Linked DNA regions of Homo sapiens: region 2 is linked to region 1. The links are chromatin loops, found by intact Hi-C in ENCODE. Cell type or tissue: breast epithelium. All regions are shown on one strand. Region 1 overlaps FIG4 (FIG4 phosphoinositide 5-phosphatase). Region 2 has its middle 93 kb from the start of GPR6.

Evidence for each region. Hi-C counts contacts between places; a loop is a spot of excess contacts. Peaks named below come from ENCODE experiments on the same cell type or tissue, not always from the same donor. Only the 100,000 strongest peaks of a DNase experiment are listed, where the experiment ranks them.
Region 2: it touches region 1 in a loop (20-fold over the local background); 1 of 110 quality-filtered maps calls a loop at or near these places.

Annotation. Positions count from the first base shown.
Region 1 is chr6:109,815,866-109,818,365 of GRCh38, reverse strand. All of the region lies in intron 22 of FIG4 (FIG4 phosphoinositide 5-phosphatase), which reads right to left. Among named protein-coding and RNA genes, the nearest start is that of FIG4, 130 kb to the right of the region's middle. In breast epithelium, no CTCF peak of the experiment used is centred here; a DNase peak (open chromatin) is centred at 1,181.
Region 2 is chr6:109,883,968-109,886,467 of GRCh38, reverse strand. No RefSeq gene overlaps it. Among named protein-coding and RNA genes, the nearest start is that of GPR6, 93 kb to the left of the region's middle. In breast epithelium, no CTCF peak of the experiment used is centred here; no DNase peak of the experiment used is centred here.

The DNA of each region.
Region 1 (2,500 bases):
AGCCGGGCATGGTGGTGCATGCCTGTAATCCCAGCTACTTGGGAGGCTGAGGCAGGAGAATTGCTTGAACCCAGGAGGTGGAGGTTGTGGTGAGCCAAGATCGCGCCATTGCCCTCCAACCTGGGCAACAAGAGCGAAACTCTGTCTTAAAAAAAAAAAAAAAGTTATGTGAATAGCGTCTCCATCTCTCAAAATGTCTTACTGTTCTGTACTTCAGGTAACTGAAACTGCAGAAAGAGAAACTGTGGATAAAGGGGGACAACTGTATAGCTGAGGTGGCTGGTTTTGGAGCCAGCAGCTGCTGTGACAGCTTCCTGATGAAGGCAGACACAGCAGCTCCTCTGATGGTTTGCCATATGGTTTTGGGAGTCATTTGTGGAAGTTTGGTCTAGGGTCTACTTCTTCAGCTCTCCAGCGATCCTGAAAGCTACCTAAAATCCTATAATAAATCACTTTCTATTTAATTTACCTAGAGCAGATTATGCTTTCTGCAGCTGAACCCTGGCCAACACAGCCAAGCTAACAGGTAAAGAAATCCAGCACCAGCCCTCTTATTTTAACCAGGAGCAAGCTCCCAGGCCGCCAGGAGACCTGTGTTCCTAGATGCTTCTGGCAGAGAGTGGACCCTTTCAGCAGCTGAGCACATGTATGTTTGCTCCTCAAGGAGAGAGAAAGGACAGTCTGCCATACGCACATATATGAGTGGCAATGGTGGCACTTTTTATGTTTTAGCCTTTGCCATTGATATTTCATGTTGGTCCAGGTATGGTAGAATTATACTCTTTTTTTTTTTTTTTACACACTCTCTGAGAGCTGTAAAATAAAAAGGTTATTTGTATTTTAAAAATAACTTTTGGCTTTAGAGAAATAAAGCTTGATGATTTTCTGACCTGAAATAGGTAAAATGCTTCCAATTCAGAATGCAATTTATAAACAGTACAATTTCCCTCCCATATGCTGGACACATTGTCTACCTTAGTATAAAAAGAAGTGCAGCTTTTCTCTGTTTCAGCTGCGTTTATTATCACAAACACTCGGGAAGCATCCACCAATATTCGGCTGCATTGTTTGTAGGCTCTAACTCAAACATTTCGGCTGTTGTTTAATGAGAGAGGGCTTGGCTCTGAGCCACAGGCAACATGGACTGGTTCTCCTGCACAGTACTGGGTCTGCTCTGAAAGGGCTTTTCTGCCAACAAAGGACAGGTGGTACATCAAGCACACAACAGCTGTTCTCAAAGGGCAAAGAACATAAGTGCTCCTACCAGAGTCATCCTTTCTCCCTGCCTGGATGCAGGGCCAGATGCTTCCTCTGCACAACTGGTCATCCATCAGACATTTATACGGCGACCTTTTGGAGCAATCAGTCCCTTCTGTCCTCACATTTCCTAGAACAGAAGCAGCGGTAGCCACTCCTGCTGTCACTCCTGGAAACTCAGACCAATGGATTGCAGTAATGGCGTGTGTCTTATCTCCCACATGGAGGTGATGACGCCCTACTTAGGTTCTTCATGTGCGTTCTGATAGTCTCATCTTTTTCTGGTTATTTATAAAGAGCTACCATTGACTTTGTCATGTCACATCATTACACTTCTTGTGACTTCCATCTTCTTTCTAATAAACTTTTAATTTTAGAACCACTTTAGATTTACAGAATTATCGTGCAGAGGACAGAGAGTTCCTACATATTCCATGTTGTTTAATGAGAGAGGGCTTGGCTGTGAGCCACAGGCAACAAGGACTGGGTATCCCACACAGCACTGGGTCTGTGCAGGATACAATTTCCTGTCTTATTAACACCTTCTTCCATTAGTACGGTACATTTGCTATACTTCATGACCTGATAGTGATACGTGATTATTACCTACAGTCCATACTTGGTTTTTGCCTAACGTCCTTTTACTGTCCCAGGATCCCATTTGGGACACATTTCATTTAGTCATCACGTCTCCTTAGGCTCCTCTGGGCAGTGAGTCTCAGGCTTTACTTGTTTTTGATGACGTTGATGGTTTGGAGGGATGCTTAACCTGCATCTTTTCAGAGTTTTCCTAAGAATCACAGAAAACTGTTTTTTGGAAGAAGGTATCAGTAGGATCATGAGCCTCCAAAACAAGACCTAAGTGTCCTGAGGTTGCAGACGGATGAAGTCAGGGGTGCTCTGCCCAGTGGATGTTCCATCGGCTACTGAGGACATTCCTGTGAAGGATCCAGTGGAGCAGCTCCCCAGCCTGGCTTATTGTTACATTCAAATGGAGAACTGTACAAAGCACAGATTTCCAGGCTTTGGCCCGAGTGTACTGGATTAGAATCTCTAGCAATGGGGCCTTGGATTCTGTATTTTTTTATCTTTTAAAAAATAATAATGCTAATTATCTTTAATACTGGCAATTATAAAGAAAACATGGCCTATAATCTGTTAGTATTATTAATATAAATAAAAGTATAAATGTGGAAAATTTAAACAGTAGTCAAAAGTCAAAAATGAAAACTGAGTGCCCCCC
Region 2 (2,500 bases), 68 kb before region 1:
GTAGGTAAGATGAGTGCATCAGTGTTTTGTTTCTGACTGATCATGAGTACGTACCATCGAAATTTCTCACTCACACTGGGCCTTCATCTTCCATATATCAAAGTATAAGATTAACCATGTAGAAGGCTGGCTGCAAAATCTTTCACAAGTAAAAGTAAACCCCATGAATTCACAAAACAGACCCGCTTTTCACTTCTATTGTTCATAGAGGCATAAGCAAGGGAAAAAAAATTAAAGAATCTCATAATAGTAGAGAAATCTTGATCTGTGATCTTGGGAAAAAGCTGTCCACATCAAAGATGCCATCTTCTGGGAAAAAACTTCCCTGTTTAGCTTTACCTTAAGGTTTCCAATAGGTGTACAGTTCCAAGAATGTAGAGGGACCTTTCCGAGTTGTGAGATTATGAACTTAAAACTGTGGGTCAAGGTCCTGAAGTTTTGCTGCAGTGTGTATGGCAAGAACAGCCTTTCTCTGATGTTCTCAAAAGATCCAATCTTCAGGTTCTAGATTGTGAAGAGGTTGATTTTCCCCAGTCAGTAGACCATGAAGAGGTTGATTTTCTTCACTGAGTAGACCATGTATTTTTTTTTACCTGGTGAAAATATATATACTTTTGTAAAGTGAGCTATTACTGTTACAACAGCTCTCTTGCATGGGAAAGTTTTTATACAACCAGAAAACATGCACTGAAAATGACAATTGGCCAGGCGTGGTGGCCAATTACACCTGTAATCCCAACACTTTGGGAGGCCAAGACAGGTGGATCACCTGAGCTCACGAGTTTGAGACCAGTCTGGGCAACATGACAAAACATCATCTCTACCAAAAATATAAAAAATTAGCCAGACACGGTGGTACATGCCTGTGGTCTCAGCTACTCAGGAGGCTGAGGTGGGAGGATATGGCAGAACCCTGCTGCCACCAAGAACTCTCTTATCTCTCTTATCTTATCTCTTATCTGGTGCCAGGTAGCTGGAATTGGGAGTGCACAAACAGCCTGTTTTCATTCAATGCCTAGCTGGCTTTCCCCTTGGGTCACTACGAAGCCCAAATATTTGACCTTCTGTTGGCAAATTTGAGCTTTTCTCTTGGACACCTTATATCTGACCTTCTATAGGAGGTTGGGGAGACCTTGGGTTCCTCAGTAGCAGTCCTTGCGTATTGGGGCTGTCAAAAGGAGGTCATCCACATATTGTAGCAAGGTGCAGTTGTCGTCCGGTGGGGTGTAGGCCTTGAGGTCAGCAGCCAATGCCTCTGCAAAGATTGTGGGAGAGTTTTTTATCCTTGTGGGAGTCTAGTCCAGGTGAGCTGTTCCTTTGTGCCTGTGACTGGATCCTCCCATTGAAATGCTCTCAGGTTCCCTGGTCAACTTAGCCAAAGATTTTTTCCTACTTGAATGTGCAAGAAAAATAAAACAAAATAGGTAAACACAAAAATCCCTGCGAATTTCCAAAAGCCAAATTTTACAGCTACAGCCCCTGCAGTATTGCCACTCAGTCCTCCATAAGAGTCATCTAACTGGATTCAAGCCAGTTAATTATCAGATCCAATTCAATCGTGGACCCAGTCCAGTTTCTGTTGGGACTTCCAAACCCAGTTTGGATCAGAAATTTGCTCAAAGAAACTCAGAGAGCTCAAAATACAAATCCATAGAGCTTTGGAATTCAAGAGGGAATTTACCACAATCTCCAGCTGCTCTGAGAGAGCAATGTACATAATGGGCCCGGTGGGTACCTCACTTGGTCACTCAGCGCTCAGGGGGGTTGTTAGAAGCTCTACTTCAGATCTCACTTCTCACACCATTTGTTAAAAGAATAACCTTAGCCAAATTAATTTTAAGAGTTTAATTGAGCAAAGAATAATCCACAAATTGAGCAGCATGTTAAGCCAGAGTAGGCTCAGAGACTCCAGTGAAGCTATGTGGTGGAATATTTATGGACAGGAAATGGAAAGTGATGTACAGAAAACAGAAGTGAGCTACAGAAACACCTGGATTGGTGATACCTGGGTGTTTGCCTTATTTGAACATGGTTTGAACACTTGGCCACCTTTGATTGCCCAAAACTCAGTAATTGGTACAAGAGTTGGCTACGGTCTGTATCAAACTCCATTTAGGCTATAGTTCATGATGAACAAAGAAACCTTTAGGCTGAACTTAAAATATGTAAGGAGGCAGCTGTAGGCTTAACTTGATTTAACATCAAATTTATCAACTTGATACATTAATTATTGACTTCTTATTATAAGGATTTGACAGTTTTATTTTATGTCTTACTGCCACTTTCCCACCTTCCAACTCAGTGATAACAATCATTTTCAGTCAATGTTCAGTGTTTCTGCTATTTTGATCACATAATTGTTATTCACTGCCAAGCCAAATAATATAATTCTATTTTCTTTCTTGTACAACATTTTTGTGTTTTCCTATAGATACTGACATTTTATTTAAGCTTAACTTTATATTACTAGCACAAATTCTTCACAAATTCTCCAACAAAA